Regions from separate parts of the Homo sapiens genome. Here all the other regions are linked to region 1. A link is a contact called in ENCODE Hi-C or POLR2A ChIA-PET data. All regions are on one chromosome and are shown on one strand. The core of a region is the stretch at or near the end of the contact, and the rest is flanking DNA. Distances in the headings are between cores, read along the strand shown.

Region 1 (5,313 bases), core at 1,833-4,332:
CTCAAGTTGAGAGTTCAAATAGTCTTGAAGGGGAATCAGCTTCAGGATGGAAGGACCCAGGAGAGGCCCCGAGGTGGGAGGGTTCTGTAAATACAGACTACTGCGAGTGTCCAGAGCTCTCTGCCATGATACTTCCTTGGGACTGACTTGGCTGAGAACGTGTTCTGTCAGAGGATTTGTTAGAACTCTGCCCTTTTGTCTGAAACTCAAGGCCAAGGAGAATGATAGGAGACTTAGGACAGAGCTGACCCTTGCACCAGGCTGGGAGGCTGCAGCCCTTTTAGATGCCACTTACTGTAAGTGGCCAGAATACCAGAGAGGTGGGTTCCATGGTCAAATGCACAGTAGGTGTTTACCTTTACATTTGGATCACCTTGTAGTCTTTAAATTCTTGGTCCCTGAGGCCAAGTCCACAACTTGCCTTCTAGTCACTTGCCTGCCCGCAGTGGTGGTGGATGTGTTAGCTGGTAGATTTGGAATCAGTCACCAGTCTTTCTGTACTGTCTTGGTTAGCTCTATATAAGTAGGGGCAGCTTAGCCCTGAGGCCCAGAGACCTGCTGTCCTTTTTCTCCTTGAGGGAGGAAATAAAACTGCGGAATACAATGTCCTTCCATAGCATGGGAAGAAGAAAATAAACATCTCCTTTCCAACAGCTGTGACTTGTGTGTGTCGTATAGAACATTTTCCTGTGGGAGTGGTACTGGGTCTCCATTTTCAGCTAGGGGAACCTTTGAAGTGTTTGAGCTAGGTCTCTATAAAAGAATGGATGGGACAGGCTGCCATGGGAGTCATTCTTTTATGACCTTTTCAGTGTCAAAATTGGGGCAGTGTTACTTTAATACTCAACCATTTGCACAGTCATCTGTCAGGAGGTACTGTCTATAGCAAAAGGAGAACACGTCCTGTGGGTCCCTAGTTCTGCCTTTGGAAGACATGGCTAATGGCTCAGGTATTCTTACTGCCTTTGCATGGAAAGGCTAGAAAACTCCTGTATTTTTTTTTTTTTTAAAGACAGGGTCTTGCTCTGTTGCCCAGGCTGAGTTGCAGTGTTGTGATCACAGCTCACTGCAGCTTGGAATTCCTGGGCTCAAGCAATCCTCCCACCTCGGCTTGAGTAGGTGGGGCTACAGGCTGGAGCCACTGCTCCTGGCGCCAACTTCTGTATATCTCAACACTCACGATTCCCCAAGGAGAAAGAAAAAACATACTTTTATTCCAGCATCCAGTATGCCTTGTGTATACCAGTTTTAAAGTTGTTGGTTTCATCTCATTAAATAATAATGAAGAGTCCTCTGAGGCAGCAGGAGGATGTGATGGAGAGTGGCAGAAGTCAGGGTCAGGAGACCTGAGTTCTATGAACAGTGGCAGCAACAGCAACCATTATTGGGCGCTTACATGTACCAGGCAGGCACTGTGCTAAGTGCTTTACATGTATGATCTCACTTCATGAGGCAAGGATACTCATCAGTAGTCTCATTTTACAAATGAGGAAACTGAGGCTCAGAGAGTATAAGTCATTTAGCCAAAATGTCCCAGCCAGGATTCTTTTGGATGCGCTCCCCAAAATCTGTCTTCTAACTCCTACCCCATACTCCCTCCACTGGGAGCCTTGTGACTTTGAGCAAGAAGCTTCATCCCATTGGGCCTCGGTTTACCATTGGAAAGGATTTGTGGGCGAGGTTGAATGAGCGCAGCAGATGGCCTGTGGTTATTTAGAGCAGTGCTTCCCTGGTTGTTTGATATCACAGCGCTCATACTTGTGTGGCCCAGTGAAATGGAGGCGGAAACTCAAAGTTTCCACCTTCACAGGGCCTGACTGGAAGGGGCTGAAGGATGATGGGGAGGTTTCTTGTATTCTTAAAACAGACTACCCCTTCCCAACGCACAACCCCCAGTAAGTGGCCGTGGGTTCCCAAGCGCCTCTCCTCCCTGGGCCATGGGCGTGACTGCTGAAAAGCGGGTTAGGCCGGGGAGTTCAGAATCCGGAGTGAATCCGAACTACCCCAGGGAGACGGCAGCGAAGAAAATCTTGTTCTTAGGAGAACGCAATCTTCGGACACCAGAAGTTCCTCTATGATGCTATTCTGTGGCAGCCTTGCACTTGAGCCGGATGAAAATTGTAAAAACCCAGGTTGGGCGACAGGACGGCGCGTCTTCCCGGCTCCTTTCCAGAGTTTAGGAGGAGCCATGCAGACTCAGCCGGCCTTTGGGGGTAGGTGGACAGGCCCGGCGCGCCCTCTCGAGGCCCCTTCAACCTCCCGGGGGCAGCAGCGCCGTGTCGGCTATGAATGGGGCCTCTGGAAAACTCAGGCTTGGAACAGGTAACCCCCCGGTTTCCGCAGGCCACAAATCACCACCCGCAACCGAAGGACGCGCAGGCTGGGAGCGGCGGCGGGGCCACCAGTGCGGACCTCCACTGAGGGCGGCGGGATCCGACCGCAAGGGCTGGTCCCTGAGGCCACTAAGGGGTGCGCTGGGCTAAGGCCGCCTGGGGGCAGGAGCCAGCGCGATCGTGGCGGGCCAGCAGGCGGGGCTGGCTGAGGACTAGCAGCGACCCGAGACCCCAACCCTTCCCACGCGGACCCCGGGATCCCTCTCCCAGCAGCCGCCCATCTAGGGCCCTGAGCCAATAAGAGCTCGAGATATATATGATTCACCGGGCCTGGGCCAATCACCTTGACGCGCGCTCTTCGCCAGCACCTCGCGCGATAACCTGGCGTCCTCGGCCTTCACAATAAAAACTCTTCGCCGGAAAACGACCTTTCCCCGCCCACTGCGCTGACACCGGAAGCGAGGCGTGTCTGGGAGATCACTCCGCGCTCCGGCGGCGAAGGAAAGAACGGACTCTGATCATAGAAGCCTAGTAAAGTAGTACACCTCTCTCCTTTCGTGAGGCCATAAGAACAAACTCCTTTTCTCGTCACAGCTACGCCCTGGGCATAAACGGTTGGGGCGTCAAAGGGAGGGAGGGAAGGGAGCGGGCGGGAGGAGACGGTCACGTGGTCGCGGCGGAAGGATGCGTCTGTGCTGCGTCCCCATAGAGACGAAGTCTATAAAGGGCCGGCGGGCGGCCACGGCAGCCATTTCTACTTTGCCCGCCCACAGATGTAGTTTTCTCTGCGCGTGTGCGTTTTCCCTCCTCCCCGCCCTCAGGGTCCACGGCCACCATGGCGTATTAGGGGCAGCAGTGCCTGCGGCAGCATTGGCCTTTGCAGCGGCGGCAGCAGCACCAGGCTCTGCAGCGGCAACCCCCAGCGGCTTAAGCCATGGCGTGAGTACCGGGGCGGGTCGTCCAGCTGTGCTCCTGGGGCCGGCGCGGGTTTTGGATTGGTGGGGTGCGGCCTGGGGCCAGGGCGGTGCCGCCAAGGGGGAAGCGATTTAACGAGCGCCCGGGACGCGTGGTCTTTGCTTGGGTGTCCCCGAGACGCTCGCGTGCCTGGGATCGGGAAAGCGTAGTCGGGTGCCCGGACTGCTTCCCCAGGAGCCCTACAGCCCTCGGACCCCGAGCCCCGCAAGGGTCCCAGGGGTCTTGGCTGTTGCCCCACGAAACGTGGCAGGAACCAAGATGGCGGCGGCAGGGCGGCGGCGCGGGCGTGAGTCAAGGGCGGGCGGTGGGCGGGGCGCGGCCGCCCTGGCCGTATTTGGACGTGGGGACGGAGCGCTTTCCTCTTGGCGGCCGGTGGAAGAATCCCCTGGTCTCCGTGAGCGTCCATTTTGTGGAACCTGAGTTGCAAGCAGGGAGGGGCAAATACAACTGCCCTGTTCCCGATTCTCTAGATGGCCGATCTAGAGAAGTCCCGCCTCATAAGTGGAAGGATGAAATTCTCAGAACAGCTAACCTCTAATGGGAGTTGGCTTCTGATTCTCATTCAGGCTTCTCACGGCATTCAGCAGCAGCGTTGCTGTAACCGACAAAGACACCTTCGAATTAAGCACATTCCTCGATTCCAGCAAAGCACCGCAACATGACCGAAATGAGCTTCCTGAGCAGCGAGGTGTTGGTGGGGGACTTGATGTCCCCCTTCGACCAGTCGGGTTTGGGGGCTGAAGAAAGCCTAGGTCTCTTAGATGATTACCTGGAGGTGGCCAAGCACTTCAAACCTCATGGGTTCTCCAGCGACAAGGCTAAGGCGGGCTCCTCCGAATGGCTGGCTGTGGATGGGTTGGTCAGTCCCTCCAACAACAGCAAGGGTGAGTGGGCCACCACCACATCGTCCTGGTGGGATCTAGGGTTAGGGGCCTCCTACCTTTGTATCTGACTCACTTGGCCCCATCACTCAAATGTTTTGCAGAGGATGCCTTCTCCGGGACAGATTGGATGTTGGAGAAAATGGATTTGAAGGAGTTCGACTTGGATGCCCTGTTGGGTATAGATGACCTGGAAACCATGCCAGATGACCTTCTGACCACGTTGGATGACACTTGTGATCTCTTTGCCCCCCTAGTCCAGGAGACTAATAAGCAGCCCCCCCAGACGGTGAACCCAATTGGCCATCTCCCAGAAAGTTTAACAAAACCCGACCAGGTTGCCCCCTTCACCTTCTTACAACCTCTTCCCCTTTCCCCAGGGGTCCTGTCCTCCACTCCAGATCATTCCTTTAGTTTAGAGCTGGGCAGTGAAGTGGATATCACTGAAGGAGATAGGAAGCCAGACTACACTGCTTACGTTGCCATGATCCCTCAGTGCATAAAGGAGGAAGACACCCCTTCAGATAATGATAGTGGCATCTGTATGAGCCCAGAGTCCTATCTGGGGTCTCCTCAGCACAGCCCCTCTACCAGGGGCTCTCCAAATAGGAGCCTCCCATCTCCAGGTGTTCTCTGTGGGTCTGCCCGTCCCAAACCTTACGATCCTCCTGGAGAGAAGATGGTAGCAGCAAAAGTAAAGGGTGAGAAACTGGATAAGAAGCTGAAAAAAATGGAGCAAAACAAGACAGCAGCCACTAGGTACCGCCAGAAGAAGAGGGCGGAGCAGGAGGCTCTTACTGGTGAGTGCAAAGAGCTGGAAAAGAAGAACGAGGCTCTAAAAGAGAGGGCGGATTCCCTGGCCAAGGAGATCCAGTACCTGAAAGATTTGATAGAAGAGGTCCGCAAGGCAAGGGGGAAGAAAAGGGTCCCCTAGTTGAGGATAGTCAGGAGCGTCAATGTGCTTGTACATAGAGTGCTGTAGCTGTGTGTTCCAATAAATTATTTTGTAGGGAAAGTACTTGTGCGTTTGAATTCCTTTCCTGGCAAAGTAACCGAGTGAAGCGCCACCCACCCACCCCAAGCTGGTCTTAACATTTCCTGTGAGATCTGGGGGAGGAGGCAGT
Region 2 (5,658 bases), core at 1,914-4,413, 1.2 Mb before region 1:
GCATTCTCGAAGACCACATTCTGCAGGTGTCAGGTGGCCCACAGCCTGCACTCCACACACCTGGGGAACAGCTAAGGCAGGCTGAGGACAGGTTTCAGTGTGGCCAGAGAGGAAGCAGCCAAGCAAGCATGTCTTTGGGGGATGCTCATTCAGGGGCCCCTCAAAAGAAGCTTCTCAAGGGATCACAACGGGCATCAGCCCTCTTACACCTCCTACCCCCCAGGCTCCCACAGCCTGGCCTGGTCTTCCCAAGTACTGCCCCTGCCCAGAGGCCAGACCTCGCCAGTGCCCAGCACGCCTTGCAGGAGAAAGTCGCATCCCCTACTGGGGGGAAGGCAGAAAAGAATGCCCTCGACCATCCACCTTCCAGCCACCTCCCCATCTCTACGTCATGACACCAAGACCTCACACGGAGGCCCATAGCCGCTTGGATAAACTGTTTGGAGCTGGCGTCCTTTAAGACTAGGAGGGTCTCCTAAGAGGGCCCTCATAGAACAACAAAGGGGACTGAGCCAGGGTTTTAGCCGCCTGCCCCGGATGGGTGGGAGGAGGAGTTCTGATGTGAGCAGCTTCTCTCCTTCCTCAGGGCCAGGGGGGAGCCCTCTGCTCTGGCCTGGGGCAGAGGAGGGACCCCTCTGCTCTGGCCTGGGGCAAAAGTCCGGACACCCTGTTCCTGGTCAGCAGAGGAGGAAACTGAAGGCCTGGAGGCAGTGCTGCCGTGGGGACAGGGACCAGGGACTGCAGTAAACAGGGGGAGGGGTGTTTACAAGAGGACCAGCATCAAGGACTAGCAAGAGGGAACTCCTTTCACAGACAGGGTACTCAGGCTCACAGAGGCCATGCCACCTGTCCCACACCACCCTGCAGATGGTACAGCCTCGCCGAGGACAGGGCTCCGGCTGTCCCACCTGGTGGTCTCCCACACTCACAAACAGGGCAAAACAGGAAGACTGCAGAGCAGCTGTGCTGGCACAGAAGATCAGCCCCTTGCCCGTGCCAAGTGCTGCCCCCAACAACCAGGCCAGCCTGGGAGGGAGATGGATTCCAGGGACAGTGGGCAGATCCCAGGAGAGACAGGGAACCCCGGCACCTGGCTCCCAAGGAGCTCACCAGCCCTCCACCAATAACCACGAGGCAGGGACCTCCACCAGAGCTGGCCAAACTCTGGGCTCTCAATCAAGGGCCGCTGCCCATATGCTTGGCCTGTCTCAGCTGAGGTGCCACGCTGCCAGGGGAACACAGTCCACGTTTGCAGGAAACCCACACGCCACACATCCCACGTACACACACGTCCAGCTTCCCGAGTGTGTACACTCCAACGGAAGAAAGAAAAGCAGGCACACACAGTGAGCCCTGTTGGGGGGTAAGGGGGGGTGTGCACGCAACCCCCCCCCAACACCTCAGTCCACTTTCTGCCAACACCAATTCAGAGACCACACATGGCAGCCAGGAAACCCGCAGGTTAGGAAAGGAACATAAATATACCCGCATCCTATATTACATAAATACCCACGCCGGGTTATATAAATACCCGTGCCCTCTGTCTGGGTGTCTTACATAAATATACTGCACATGACCCCCCAGTCTCTCCCCACTCACCGGCTGTCTGCAGAGAACGAGAGCGGGAAGGGGCAAGCCCTTCAGGACCCCCTGACTGCTATGTGCCAGCCACCCAGACCCCCAGTCGCTCCCCAACACCCCAGGGGTCCAAGGTCCCTGGGGGAGCCTAGACTGTCCCGGCACCAATACCCAAAAAGCCTCCCAGAGGAGAGCAGAAAAGCTTCATTCAGGAATGGAGAGGCTTTTCAGTTCTTTTGCTGCTTCTCCCATGGGGGAGGGGGGGAGATAAACAAAGTGGGGGGAAAAGTGGATATAAAGGTTCAAGAGTTTCAGCAGGTTAAAAAAATTAGACAAACTACCAACCAGCATGGCACACGGGCAGTGCTTCTTACTCCCCGAACACCATCGCCTACCCCTGAGCCGGGGCCCTTGTCCCTCGGACGATTAAAATAAAAATTGAAGGGACATCATAGAAACGAAGGCAAAGGAGACCCAAACACAGGCATTGCTTGGAAGCAACTTGAGACACTTGTGTCCCCTTCTCCTCTCTCCAAATCCTTCTCCAGGAAGGAGGCTATGCCAGGAAGAAAATATGCAAGAAAACTAAGGGAAAAGTTGGGGAGGGGGCTCACCCCACTTCGAGTTAGGGTATTAACAAGAGCTTGGGAATCCTCTAACGACACCCAGACACTGTTTTGCGTTCCTTAGAGACTTGCAAGACATCAATCTCTCACACAAAAATGGGAGAATCCGATCCGACAAATAACCCCCACCCCTTTCTTTCTCTCCACAAAGAAAAACAAATCAGTGGCCTGGTGACCACACACCTCTTCACCTTAGGACCCCCAAACGCCCGTCATCCAACGAGCGGGCGCAGCCTTGCGAACCCCCAGGTCCGGGCGCCGGGGCCGGGAGAGCAGGGGGCGCCGGTGATTGTCCGATGAAACGCTACGCGGGCCCGAATCAACAGTATCCGGCGCCCAGCACCCCAAGCCCCCTCCCTCAGCGTCCCCAAATCACAGCCGGGGTGGCCGCCTGGCCGGCCGGGGCCTCGGAGGGCCCAGCGGGGGGAAGCGGAGGCAGGCCGGCCGGGGGGCCTCCCCCGCGAGCCTGCAAAATAACAGGCCCCCTCCTCCTCGTCCCCAGCCGCGCCTTTGTCCTCGCCGGGCCGAGCGGGCGGCGCCCGGGCTGCCCCCCCTACACCCCAGCGCGAACGCGCGTGTGTCTGCCCTCCCTTCCCTCCCTCTCCAGCAAAAACAAAGAGGCTGAGGGAGCCCGATTCCCCCCAGGTTTGCACCCTTCCGCGGGCCCGCGGCCCCCCGATATTTACCCCGCCGGGAAGGCGCCGATGCCGGGCCACTGCTCGGGGGGCTGCCGCGGGCGGGGGCGGCCCGCCGGGGCGGATGCCGGAGGATTCGCGGAGCCGCCCGGCGCGCCAGCCTCTCCCGGCCCAGCCGCCGCCGCCGCCGCCGCCGCCGCGCTCCGCTCGGCCCCGGCCGGGCTCTGGCTCTGGGCTCTCGCCGCCGCCGCCGCCGCCGCCGCCGCCTCCCTCCTCCCGGCCTCCTGCCCGCCCGCCCGCCCCCGCCGCCGGCTCGCGCGCTCTCGCACCGCGCGCGCCCGCCGGCTCCCATTGAGCCCCGGGCCCGCCCGCTGATGTCATCCCCGGCCCGCCGCCGCCGCCCCGGAGGATTTAAAGGGCCCGCGCCCTCCGCGCTGGGGGCCGCAGCTGCGAGACGCAGTTCCCCAGCCTCAGTGCAGGCGCGCGGGCTTACGCGTGGGGGTGGGGGAGCACACAGATACTGACACCCTAATGCAGTCCAGGGCACAGGTGGAAAAGACGGGGTGCGGGGGGGACAGAGGGAAGAGGAGGGCGCACAAAAAGCGGAGGTGAGGGGATGGGAGGGGAGGGTCTAGACCCAAAGTCTCCTCTCCCCGCCTGCCAGGATCTCTCTCCTCTCCAGGCAGAGCACTGGGCCCCTGCGAAAACAGGCGGCTATTCACGACACTGCAAAAGATGTTAGACTGCTGGAGGCTCAGTCCGCCTCCAGGTTCCGAGTGCCGCAGAGAACACAGGCCAGGTTGATTCAGGGCAAGAGATTTGAGGAGACAGCTAGGGATGTCGACACAAGGCCCAGAAAGGTAGCCTGGGCTCATACATTCTCCTCCCGTGGAAAAACGAAGGGCAAAGACCTCTTCTTCTTTTCCCTGAAGCTCAAACTGTGATGGGCACAGAGAGGACCCCTCAGATCCCAACCTCATTCTCCCCTGTTGAAGGAGGGGTGCCACAAGTACCAAAGCACCGACACTTGAGTCTGGGCTCCGAGTGGTGCACGTTTAGCCAAGCCACCTCCCAGCTCTGAGCTTGGGTTTCCTTAAACAGCAAATGGGAGGAAGGACCCTGTCCTCCCCAGGTCACAGAATTAATAAAAGCTTCTACCGGCATGCAGAGCCGCGATGAAAGGTTGCAGAACAAAGTCATTAAAGTGATGATATTTACACTGAGCCATGCAAAGCTTCCAATTATGACACACCTATATTCACACAGTTGTGACTGTGGACACGCAAAATGCCTGAGGCCCTGCGTCCAATCCCGGAAGCACAGTTCCTGGGAGGAGTCACTTCTATAATAGCCGTATCTTCCCTCCTCGAGGCTGAGGGACTGAGTCACACACGTGTCCAAACGGGCAGGAGCCCCACAGACTAAGTCCTTTCGCCGGCCAGGAAACTGGCCCAGAGAGGGGAAGGGCTTTGCCCAGGACCACAAAGCCCAACAGGACAGCTCTGTTCTCCCAGCGATCACCAGGAAACTGGGTCTATCTAGAGCCCATTTCCAAGAGCAGGAGAGTGAGAAGCCTCCTCCCAGGAGGGCCTGCCTTCAGTGACACCTTTGCCAGAGCAGGGGGTCACCAGCCAGGTGGTGGGCTTTACTTGGCCTGCGCGGTGCTTTCTGTTGTTGTTTTGTTAATTAATCCCCAAAGTTTTTTTTTTTTTTTTTGCTTTTTGTTTTTGTTGGTTTTGAGATAGAGTCTCGCTGTGTGGCTCAGGCTGGAGTGCAGTGGCTCAATATCGGCTCACTGCAACCTCTGCCTCCTGGGTTCAAGTGATTCTCCAGCCTCAGCCTCCCTCCTGAATAGCTGGAATTACAGATGTGCACCACCACACCTGGCTAATTTTTGCCCAGGACCACACAGTATTTTTAGTAGAGACGGGGTTGGCCAGGCTGGGCTGGAACTCCTGACCTCAAGTGATCCGCCTGCCTCGGCCTCCCAAACTGCTGGGATTATAGGCGTGAGCCACCATGCCTGGCCACTCCCCAAAGTTTTAAAACTGGAAGATTTCATATTTCAGATCCAGATTCCCTGTTTCTCTGGGGGCATTAGGAGATCCGGTAACTCTGGGCCCAAGTTCTCAGCCGGCCTGAGCGCCACCCCACCGCCACCCATTTTGTTTCTTTCCTCACATGAGCCCAGGCAGAGAGGCCTGGGCACAATTGAGCAGGGGGTGAAGTCTGCCCCTGTGTCCTCCAGTCCTTACCACCCCTAACCTTCCAACCTGGGCCCTGCTTCCCAAAGCCCTCCTCTTCTTCAGCACTTTCAAGGCAACCAGCCCTGGGAGAGGAGGTTATTTGTTATCTCATTTAATCCTCTCAAACAACAACAGATTACACTGTATTCTTTCAGAGAAGGAATCAGGCTCCTCCCAGTGCTTGCCTAAGGGCACAGATCAACCTCTCCCTTAAACTGGGCCTGGCTGGAACAGACCCCCTGCCCCTTCCTAACCCAGCCAGATCGCCAGGTCTGACTGCAGCACGTTCACGTTCTCCCCTCTGCATTCAGGACTTGTAACCACACCTCCCACCCCAGCACCCCCACCCCACCCCCTGCCCCAGTTAAGATCCTGCTCAGTTCCCTGGGCCAGCCAGGCTGAGGAGCCCGGCTCATCCCCAGGCCTGCTAGGGAGCCTCCCTGCCTTGCCATTGGAAGGACATGCTGTTGTCCACTGCCTGAGTTGTGGGCCCAAGTCCTTGTCCTTCCTATCCCTGGAAGACCTGTGTGTGGGCCCTTCCAAAGAGCTTTGCAGTGAAGCTATAAGGGAAGG
Region 3 (5,175 bases), core at 1,526-4,025, 1.0 Mb before region 1:
TTTATAATTAATGCTGACATAATTAATGACCTCAAAATTCAAGAAAGCCTTTTACTTTTGAGCATATCCATGCCATCTTTAAATACGCACACTGTACTCTCTGGTATACTATGCTGCTCAAATGTTTTTATCCGGTCAGTAATTAGTTTAATTTGGCTTTACAAAAAAATTCACCTTTGAAGTCATATATTAACATTAAAAACCATACTACTTCAAATGTACAATGCCTATCATTTTTGCATCACACATGTGAAATACATGAACTGACCTCACCTATTCCTTTTTCAAAATAACCACCACTTCAACTGTGTAACACTCAGTTGAAACAACAGCAATTCAAATAATCAAGAACATTTCTTGGGAAAGGGAGAGTTGGGGCACAGATCTTATGAAAGAAGGCTAGTTCGTTTGAAATTTTTAAAAAATGTCATCTGATACTCAAAGTATGGATCAGTAATTCACTTTTTTCCTTTCAAATAACTTATTAAAGCATATATATGGTGAAAGGAAATATTAAACCAAACACCAATGGTAAAGAAATAGAACACTATTAGTAACTTGTAGCCCCTCTATGTGCCTATTTCAAGCTTACAACTTTCACCCTAATAACCACTACCTTGAATTTTGTTAACCACTCCCTTTCCTATCATATTTGCACATATCCTTAATTAAATGTGTCACCCTACCACAACGTGCTTTTTAACTCAACACTTCTGTGACTTATCCACATTAATCCAAGTTCTTTTCTCTTTTTCACGGCTGATTCAATTGTACGAATACCCACAATTTATGGAGACATTTGCGTTGTTTCCAATATCCTGTTAGCACGAATGCTGGTATATAAACTTTTCTGTACAAGGATCCTGGGGTACCTGTGCAAGGATTTCTCTAGGCATTACAGTCTAGGGTATAAAGCTTAGGGAGGAATTGCTGGGTCGTTTTCAACTTTCCTAGATAATCTCAAGTTCTTTTTCTAAGTCAATGAACTGAAATTCACTTCTAAACTTAGCAATACTGTCACACGCGAAGCAAACATTCCACCTCTCATCCTCTAAACAATGAGATAAAATATTTTCCTTCCTAATAAGGTATAAATCAAAATAATTTTGTAAAAAGTGGCAACTGAAGTGCTTGAGACTAGTAAATCCAGCAGTTGTGGATCTGAACCACAAAAGACAAAAACGTTTGGAGAAAATATCGTTAACAGAGCGCCTACTACAGTGAGACTATTACATCCATTATCTCTTAATTCCTGACAACACAGCAAAGTAAAGGCAATTATCACGTTCCTCAGAGGAAACAGGCTCACAAAAGGTAGGATCTTGACCAAGGTCACACACACACATATCAAGTGGCGTCACGTAACTCTTTGGGGAAGCGGGGGGGTCGGGGGAGACGGAGTTTCGCTCTTGCCACGGGCTGGAGTGCAATGGCGCGATCTCGGCTCACTGCAACCTCCTCCCCCCGGGTTCAAGCGATTCTCCTGCCTTGGCCTCCCGAGTAGCTGGGATTACAGGCATGCGCCACCAAGCCAGGCTAATTTTGTTATTTTTAGTAGAAACGGGATTTCTCCATGTTGATCAGGCTGGTCTCGAACTCCTGACCTCCGGTGATCCGCCCGCCTCGGCCTCCCAAATCGCTGGGATTACAGGCCTGAGGCACCACGCCCGGTCCACAATACCAAGAACTTTCTAGCGAGGCAGAATAGTTGACGCTGCAGTCCAATTAGAGAAAAAAGGCTGAAATATTAAGATTAAAACTAAAGTAACGACCCAAAAACCCATCCTTCCCCCAAACACGGTCATTTAGATGGCAAGCAACTCCACTGCTTTACATCCCAATGCATTTCCTCCGACTTAAAATATAACTGAAGAGAATTAAAATCTATTTCTAAAAATGAGAAGTTGGTCTTTTCGTCTCCCGTGCCTTAAACAGTGAACTCTGGGGAGAGAACGTCAAGGGTGCCATTTCGTGTAAGGCTTTCCTGGGCTGAAGTGTTCTCTCAGGAAGATCCGCGTTTTTCAGATGAACGCCGAGGCCTGGAGACATCGAACAGCCCGCCCGAAGCGGCCCGGCTCGAGAGCCGGGAAACCAGGCGAGGCGCCAAAGCCCGGGCCTGGGCTGATGCGGCCAGGCCGCCCCTCCCGATCCCCCGCGGGGCTGGGATGGGGCCGGGCCGCGCCACGACGGCCGTCCGCACGGAGAGGCCCAGCGTCGCCAAGCGGCCGCCCTCCTCGGGTCCCGAGTGACCCCGGGGCCGAGGTCCGCGCACGAAACCGCTGTCTCGCCTCGAGTCGCCTCCCCTCGCCTCCCGGGTCGAGAGCAAGGCTCCCAGGCTCGCAGTCCGCCGGGCCTCCCCAAGAAGCAACTCCCCCACCCCCACGCCAGGCCTCTCCTCTCCTCCCCCACCCTTACCCTCCACGGTCACGATCCCGGTCCCGGTCCCCAAAGCCTCCTCCGCGCATGGTCCCAAAAGGATAGAGATCTGGGAGCGGGGCACGGATGGCCGGGCTCGGGAGGGCCTGCGGCTCCGGTCTGGTGACGACCGATGGCGGCGGCGCCTCCGCTGTTGGGGCGGCGGCAGGCGCAGCGCTCTCTCGCTCCGACGCGCTGTCTCCCGTCGCAGACGCCACCGTCGCCGCCTCTCTCGTCGGAGACGGGAGCAAAACACAGAGAATCGGGGCTACAAAGCCGGTGGGCAGGTTTGGCTACGCTCAAACCGGGCAGTGCCGCGGTTTAGGCGTCTCCTTCCTTCCCAGCGACTGCACAAAATGGCGGCCGCCGCTGAGTCGGCTCCAACTTAACGCTGCGTACGGCGGAGACGATACGTAAACAGCGCCTCGGAATAGCCCGAGGGCTCCGCGGGGAACTACGGGTATTCTTGGAAGCACTTTACGTCAGTTGCGACGATGGGTGTATTTTGCGGTCTGTACAAGAAAAACAAAGTACGGAGCGAGCGTAGAGTTCTCGCGCCACCCGAACTAGAACGTGGGATGAGGTGGGAGGAAGCGCCTCTGGTGCGACGTAACATTCTTTGCGTCGTTAGCCGGCCTGCTGTTGCTAAGATGCGCAGTATGCGTAACGCATTCTGTTTAGAGAATAGAGGATTTTGCCTGATTCCGATCTCGGTACAGACCCCGCGGCCGGCTTGAAGAAGTTGCTTTGCAGAGACAATAACCGTCCTCCATATTGTTATCAAGTTTCAGAGTCCTCTGGCGCCAGAGGCCGGGAGGGTCTTAAATTCCGTGGCTGGCCTTCCTATATGGCGCCGCCAGCCCTCTCGCCCCACCGCCCTGGGCCCGCTGAGAATGGCGGCGGGCCCCGGCGCCATTTCCTTTCCGTTGCCTTTCGCTGCTCTGTCTCCGGCAGCCATGATGGAAGAGCCGTGTCCCTTTCTTTCCGGAGTTTGTGAGGTGGCGATGTCCCTTCCAGGTTAAAGTGCCCTCAGCTACATTTGGTTCACACTGAGGTGCATTTTCTGAACCGTATATTTTTACCGTCCCTGGCCGAGCACAGCTGTTGCTAATACAGAAACAAAATGTGCTTGGAGGCCAGGCATGGTGGCTCACGCTTGTAATACTAACACTTTGGGAGGCCGAGGCGGGAGGATCACCTGAGTCCCGGAGTTCGAGACCAGCCTGGCCAAAATGGCAAAACCCCGTCTCTACGAAAAATACAAAAATTAGCAGGACATGGTGGCGGGTGCCTGTAGTCCCAGCTACTTGGGAGGCTGAGGCAGGAGAATCGCTTGAACCCGGGAGTCGGAGGTCGCAGTGAGCCGAGAACGTGCCACTGCACTCCATCCTGGACGACGGGGCAAGAATCCGTCTCAAAAAAAAAATTGCTTGGAGCCCCAGTGGACTCCGTGGGCCCTTTGCTGCCGTTGAACGGCGCTCCTCAGAAGGCCCGGAGAAGACCCCAGCACTCTCAGGAGAACAAGGTTTCAGAGCGATGGTCTTTAGACACAGAAAGGGCGAAGGCTAAGGACAAGTGTTTAACCAGGCTAGTCCACGTTCTCCGCTCAATTCCTTCCAGACTGGCTTCCCTCTCCTTACCTGCTTCCTGTCGTCTCAAACTGCATTTTGAAGCCCCGCAAGCTTGGCCAAATGGCGTCACACGACTGTTGAGCTGTTAGGGCCCTCGAGACGGGCCCATCTAACGTCTCAATTCAACAGATGGGTAGAAGCGGGGAGATTTGGCCCCTCAGTGTGGGTGCTGAGTGTTTGTTTCCCAAATTTTTGGGAACATAGCATAAGAAAAGGAGCTTCAAAAAGAAAAAAAACATGGACCACTGATTTTTCTGTGGTTATGTGTTCTTTTTCCCCAAGTACGTTCTTAACATTGGCAAGTGAACCTCTTAAAGTGATTGAGACTCGCCTGGGTCATATTCTTTTTCTTTTTTTTGTCTGGAGTGCAGTGGCACAATCTCGGCTCACTGCAACCTCTGCCGCCCGGGTTCAGGCAATTCTCCTGCCTCAGCCTCCCGTGTAGCTGGGATCACAGGTGCTTGCCCTCGCACTTGGCTAATATTTGTAGTTTAGCTGGGGTTTCACCATCTTGGCCAGGCTGGTCTTGAACTCCTGACCTCGTGATCCACCCGTGTCGACCTGCCAAAGTGCTGGGATTACAGGCGTGAGCCACCGCACCGGCCTGGGTCATGTTCTTTTATTTACACTGTTAACCTGCCCCAATCCTCATCATCTCTTGCCTGGATGACTGCGCTCGCCTCTTTTTAATCTGCCTGCTCCTGTCCTTGCTCACTCTGAATTTATTCTTCACACTGCAGTCATAGGGGTCCTTTTATTATGTCACTTTACTTAAAATTTTCCAGAGGTTTCCACTTGAAAGAAAAGACAAAGGCCTTACAGTGGCCTACAAGCCCTTGAGGATGCAGCCCTCTTCTGTCTTTCCTCCTTGTTCTACTCTAGCCACACTCGGCCTCAGGGCCTTTGCACTCGCTCTTTACTCTATGTCAGCAAGGCTAGATACCTCAGTTTAGGTCTGTGCTCACATGTCACTCAATCAGGGAGGCCTCCCCAGAACCCAATGCAACACTGCATAACCTGCATACTCTCCTCCTTCACAAGTACACATGCATTCTCTCTTTTCCATTTTTCTTTGCTTTCATTTGAATTAGTAACTGCTTGACATAAACACTTTTTGTCTCCCTCCTAG
Region 4 (5,328 bases), core at 1,322-3,821, 1.3 Mb after region 1:
TACTTTTTGTATTTTTAGTAGAGACGGGGTTTCACCATGTTAGCCAGGCTGGCCTCGAACTCCTGACCTCAGGCGATCCGCCTGCCTCAGCCTCCCAAAGTGCTGGGATTACAGGCGTGAGCCACCGCACCCAGCCTATTCATTTATTGTCTGACTCCCCTATTGCAATGCATAGTTCATGAAGAAAAAGACCTTCTCTACTGTACTCCTTGCACCTAGAACAGCGTGTGGCACATAGAATGCACTCAATAAAGGTGTTTAATGAACATTTATTGCAAGAAGGAAGAGAAAAACATTTCCCATCTTCTCACTTTCTTCTCTTAGATGCACTCCAACTATTTCCCCCACCACTCCACCAAAACTGGTCTTTTCAATTAACCACTGGATTTATCAACATGATAAATTCTCAGTTATTTCTCAGTCCTCACCTTACTTGACCCATCAGCAGCATCTGACCCAGCTGGTCTACTTCCTTCCCCAGAAACACTTTCTTCACGTGGCTTTCACTCTTAGTTCTTAGCTTCCCTCCTGCAGTACTGATCCATCCTTCGTTTGTCTCCTTTGCTGGTGCAATCTTATTTTCTCGGCCTCTTAATGGTTAGCCTGCTCCAAGACTCAGTCATTGAGATTCTTCTGTCAGTCCATACACACTTCCCTAGTGAGCTCATCTAGTCTCACGACTACTCTTAGGCATTTCAAACTCCTCCAAAACCAAAGCCAAATTTATCATTTCCCCCAAAACCTTCTCCTTCACAGCCTCTGCCATCCCAGTAAATACCACCATCCCTCCAGTTACTGAAGCCAAAAACTCTTGGAGTCAACCAACCCTCATTTTATAAATATATTCCAGGTCAATGATCACTTCTACCATGTCTGCTACCACCCGGATCCAAGTCACCATCATCTCTCGCCTGATAATTGCTTGTCCCCTGTTCCCTTACATTCTACTCTCAACACAGCAGCCAGGGTGATCACGTTTAAAGGTAAATCAGCAAGTTCAACAGCTAGCCAGAGTGAAAGTCTCACACAATTTGGCCCCCTGAAACCTATTTGCCTCTTTGTTCCCTCCACTCCGGAAACACAGGCCTCCATGCCCATCTTAAAGCAAGTCACGCAAGCGTCCATCTCAGCCTTCATGCTGGCTGAAAGGCTCTTCTGGCTGAACTGAATGAACCAGGCTTCCTGAATTAGGCATTTTCATGAAATGCTGTGTCACTTAATTCTCTAAACTCTGTGAGGTAGGTATCACTTCCCCCACTTTACAGATTAAGAAAGTAAGGTTTACAGGGCATCTAGCTAACAAATGATGGAGTTAGGGTTAAATCCAGATTAGTCTACAGAGAAGGTGAGCTCTCAGTGAAGTTTCTGGAGGCTAAACAGAGGATTCAGTGATGTTCCTCTGAAGTCACAGTGATTTTAACAGCTAAAGGTGTGTGCTAACAACTGGTGAAGAATATGAGAAAAGGCAGTCAAAGAGATAAAAGAACCACAAGAGGAGTCACCCAAGCCAAAAGTGGAAAGTTTTAAGGAAAAGAGGGGAGAGGGGAAGTGTCAAGTGGAACCTAGACACCAGAAGCCCAAGAATCAAGCGTATACCTCATAACAAACCACACTTGTGGTAGACAGGAACCCAGATCTTGATTTAGAAAGAAAGAAAAAAAAGCCAGGCACAGTGGCTCATGCCAGCAGTTTAGGACGCCAAATCGAGAGGATCGTTTGAGGCCAGGAATTCGAGACCAGCCTGGGCAACACTGCCAGACCCCAAAAATTTTTTTTAAAAATGTAGCCGGGTGTGGTGGCTCACACCTGCAGTCCCAGCTACTCAGGAAGCTGAGGTGGGCGGATCGCTGGAGCCCGGGAGATCGAGGCTGCAGTGAGTCGTGATCGCGCCACTGCACTCCAGCTTGGGCAACAGAGCAAGACCCTGTCCGGAAAAAAAAAAAAAAAAAAAAGGATCTATCTTCTCCTGCCAATAACGGTGCCCAGAGCTATCCTACTAGGTATTGCCACTTGCCCGCGGCAAGCGTGAAGACAGGCTGTAGGGAAGCATGTGACTAAGCAACACGGCTTCACACCTACGTTCTCCTCCGGGCCAGTAAAGCAAAGTGTGTGAGTGTGCGGTGGTAGCCTGACCTTAAACTTCCCACGGCAAAGATGCGGACCCTGAGCGGGCACGTGTGAACACGGCTCTCTACCCCGCAGTCTCTAGGAGACCAGGAGGTGGCGGAGTCTCGGCCCTTACCCCGAATTCCTCCAACAACTTTCCGCCAATGGCCCATTCCTCTCTGCCCCACAGTCATGACAGTGGACCCCAACCCACACTACCTCCCTCTCAGACCCATCCCTCAGGCATATCCCGGGACTGGCCCCCGAGAAGCCTTATAACCCGTTGCGGCCCGGGCGTAAAGACCCCGTCTCACCACGGCTCCGGCCACGGCGTGGACCAGGCTTTCGTAGGACAGCACGGAAGCCATTGGTGCGGCTCCTCGAAGACCCAGCCACACTTTTCCCACAGATGCCGCAGCCAGTGGAGTTAGGAAAGGAGCACCGGAGCTCAGGGTGTGAGAGTCGCAATCCCCGCCCTCTCAAACCCGCCCGCCTGCCCTAGAACCACTTCCGGGTCGCGGGGCGGGAAAGCGGGGGGGGGGGGGCGGCTAAGAACGCCCCTGAACGCTGATTGGCCCCTGTGGGCGCGGGGCGGGACAGCGAGGTGTTCGCGGGGCTGGGCTCCAAGGCGCAAGGCGGCCTGACACCAGGTACCCGGCTCCCGGTTCCTCCGACGTTCTCTGGCGTTCCCGGGCCCTGACCAGTTCCTCCATCTCAGAAGTCTTAATGGCCTTCTTTTACTCTGGTGACAAAGATGGGGAAACTCAATGAGACTCCAGTCTCCCTGTTTCTCTGCGCCTGAGCTCTTTTCTATTCTGAAAGTCACATTTTGGCCAAGAGGAAAAAAACTCACTTGTGGACTTGGAAACTTCTTCCTCCAGAAAAACCCTTGAGTGTGGTGGGAAGAGATGTTGAGCATCAGGAGCCCAAAATACAAGACGCGAGTGGGAGCCTCCCCCTAGTTGGCAACTATGGAAGTCATTTAACCTCTTGGGTTTCCTCTGTGAAATGACAATGTACTAGTACCAACAATCCCCATCTGCTGTGAGGATTACGAAAGCCAATTTATGTAGTAGTACTTCATAAAATACTGAAGGAAAAAAATTTTTTTCCATGTTGCAAAGTGACTAACAAAATTACACAAAACTAAAGCAGCCACATTCAGCTTTAACCTGTCATACTGTGAGATTCTGCTTCAGGATGCTCCTCAGGGACTCAGGGATTCTTTCCTGAGACACCATCACCACTTGTCTTTACCATGTTTCCTTTTAGAATATCCTCGTGATAACTCCTCAGTGCTGACTACATGCCAGGCTTAGTGTTTTATGCCCATCATCACACTTAATCCCTGGGAGAGGGGTCTAACAAAGTTTAACCTGGCCGTTTTCACAAAATTTGCAGAAGATACTGCTTCCAGGAACATTCCCATCACGCCATAGAATCATGACGTGAAAGTGAAGGACCAAAAGTGAAGCGAAGATGATTTTGGGCTGGGCGCAGCGGCTCAGGCCTGTAATCCTAGCACTTTGGGAGGCCGTAGCGGGCAGATCACTTGAGGTCAGAAGTTTGAGACAAGCCTGGCCCATATGGCAAAACCCTGTCTCTATTAAAAATAGAAAAAATTAGCCGGACATGGTGGCACGCGCCTTGTAGAAATTACAATGTTGAAACTGCAGCTACTAGGGAGGCTGAGGCAGGAGAATCGCTTGAACCCAGGAAGCAAAGGTTGCAGTGAGCCAAGATTGCACCACTGCACTCTAGCCTGGGACAGAGTGAGACTCCTAAAAAAAAAAAAAAAAAGATTATTTTGGCATGGGAACATAGAAACTAGTTGGCTGTAAAACTTGAGAACTCAGTTCTCATTGACTCCTGATCAAATTGGGAGCTTGCTGTCAAGAATATACTGGATTATGCATCATAGTTATGAAAACATTGTTAATACTTTGTTTTGACGTTTTTGTATCTTACATACCAAAAACATTTTGATCAGCTTTTTTTTTTTTTTAAACCTGAGACAGTGTTTCTCTGCGTTGTCCAGGCTGGTCTTGTACTCCTGGGCTCAAGTGATCCACCTGCTTCAGCCACCCAAAGTGCTCGTATTACAGGCATGAGCCACTGTACCGGGCCTTGCAACCTTTTTTTTTTTTTTCAGATGGAGTTTCACTCTTGTGGCCCAGGCTTGGCTCACTGCAACCTCCGCCTCCCGGGTTCAAGTGATTCTCCTACCTCAGCCTCTCGAGTAGCTGGGATTACAGGCATGCGCTACCACGCCCAGCTAATTTTTGTATTTTTAGTAGAGACGGGGTTTCATCATGTTGGTCAGGATGGTCTCAAATCTCTTGACCTCGTGGTCCGCCCGCCTCGGCCTCCCAAAGTGCTGGGATTACAGGTGTGAGCCACAGCGCCCAGCATGATCAACTGAAGACTGACATACTGAAAACAGTATTTTTTTTTTTTTTTTTGAGACGGAGTATCGCTCTGTCACCTAGGCTGGAGTGCAGTGACGCGATCTTGACTCATGTTAGCCTCCATCTCCCGGGTTCAAGTGATTCTCCTGCCTCAGCCTCCCGAGTAGCTGGGACTACAGGTGCACGCCCCCATACCTGGCTCATTTTTGTATTTTTAGTGGAGACAGGGTTTCACCATGTTGGCCAGGCTGGTCTCGAACTCCTGACCTCAGGTGATCCACACACCTCGGCCTCCCAAAGTGCTCAAATTAGAGGTGTGAGCACTGCACCCAGCCAAAGTCATTTTCATATAATCAGTATGCACTGAAAAACGTAGACACTGCATAGCTACATCAGTTATTAACTGGAACTATGAAGCTGTGATGTTCGAGACACACACATACATACATATATATATACACGTATATATATATATATACGTATATATATATACGTATATATACGTATATATATATATATATATATATACACACATATACGTATATATATATATATATTTTTTTTTTTTTGAGACAGTTTTGCTCTTGTCGCCCAGGCTGGAGTGCAATGGCGCAACTTCAGCTCACTGCAACCTCTGCCTCCCAGGTTCAAGCAATTCTCCTTCCTCAGCCTCCCGAGTAGCTAGGACTATAGGCATGCACCACCACGCCTGGCTAATTTTTGTACTTTTTAGGGACAGGGTTTCACCATGTTGACCAGGCTGGTCTCGAACTCCTGACCTCACCCCCCCCCCCACCCCCTGGCCTCCCAAAGT

The links. A loop is a pair of places that touch in the nucleus more often than their neighbours do. ChIA-PET counts read pairs that join two places held with the same protein, here RNA polymerase II (POLR2A). Pooled maps may share reads with other maps.
Region 2: a pooled map shows a loop between it and region 1 (6-fold over the local background). The contact joins the promoter of CSNK1E here to the promoter of ATF4 in region 1. A Hi-C loop is called at or near these places in 1 of 37 single-sample maps with no recorded cell type and 8 of 50 pooled maps. POLR2A ChIA-PET finds 5 or more read pairs at or near these places in 1 of 52 experiments (activated T-cell).
Region 3: a loop to region 1 is called in a map of CD8-positive, alpha-beta T cell, with 5 times the contacts of the local background. The contact joins the promoter of DDX17 here to the promoter of ATF4 in region 1. A Hi-C loop is called at or near these places in 1 of 168 maps with a recorded cell type or tissue (CD8-positive, alpha-beta T cell), 1 of 37 single-sample maps with no recorded cell type and 11 of 50 pooled maps. POLR2A ChIA-PET finds 5 or more read pairs at or near these places in 1 of 52 experiments (H1).
Region 4: a loop to region 1 is called in a pooled map, with 10 times the contacts of the local background. The contact joins the promoter of SLC25A17 here to the promoter of ATF4 in region 1. A Hi-C loop is called at or near these places in 2 of 168 maps with a recorded cell type or tissue (CD8-positive, alpha-beta T cell and ascending aorta) and 11 of 50 pooled maps.

What each region holds. Positions count from the first base shown.
Region 1 is chr22:39,517,480-39,522,792 of GRCh38, forward strand. It overlaps ATF4 (activating transcription factor 4), which reads left to right and starts at 3,083. Exons shown (of 3, transcript NM_182810.3): 1 at 3,083-3,272; 2 at 3,875-4,192; 3 at 4,294-5,204. The coding sequence starts at 3,967. The coding sequence ends at 5,123. MIEF1 (mitochondrial elongation factor 1) reads left to right here. Exons shown (of 6, transcript NM_019008.6): 6 at 1-653. RefSeq lists a silencer at 2,421-2,620 and enhancers at 3,001-3,150, 3,511-3,560.
Region 2 is chr22:38,314,270-38,319,927 of GRCh38, forward strand. It overlaps CSNK1E (casein kinase 1 epsilon), which reads right to left and starts at 3,164. Exons shown (of 11, transcript NM_152221.3): 1 at 2,891-3,164. All of the region lies in intron 5 of TPTEP2-CSNK1E (TPTEP2-CSNK1E readthrough), which reads right to left. RefSeq lists enhancers at 433-492, 563-732, 753-802, 4,604-5,508 and a silencer at 2,492-2,881.
Region 3 is chr22:38,503,536-38,508,710 of GRCh38, forward strand. It overlaps DDX17 (DEAD-box helicase 17), which reads right to left and starts at 2,776. Exons shown (of 13, transcript NM_006386.5): 1 at 2,416-2,776. The coding sequence starts at 2,702. RefSeq lists enhancers at 1,841-2,732, 2,612-2,801, 2,733-3,624, 3,202-3,611 and silencers at 2,052-2,221, 2,252-2,521.
Region 4 is chr22:40,816,775-40,822,102 of GRCh38, forward strand. SLC25A17 (solute carrier family 25 member 17) reads right to left here and starts at 2,572. Exons shown (of 9, transcript NM_006358.4): 1 at 2,421-2,572. The coding sequence starts at 2,474. RefSeq lists an enhancer at 545-604.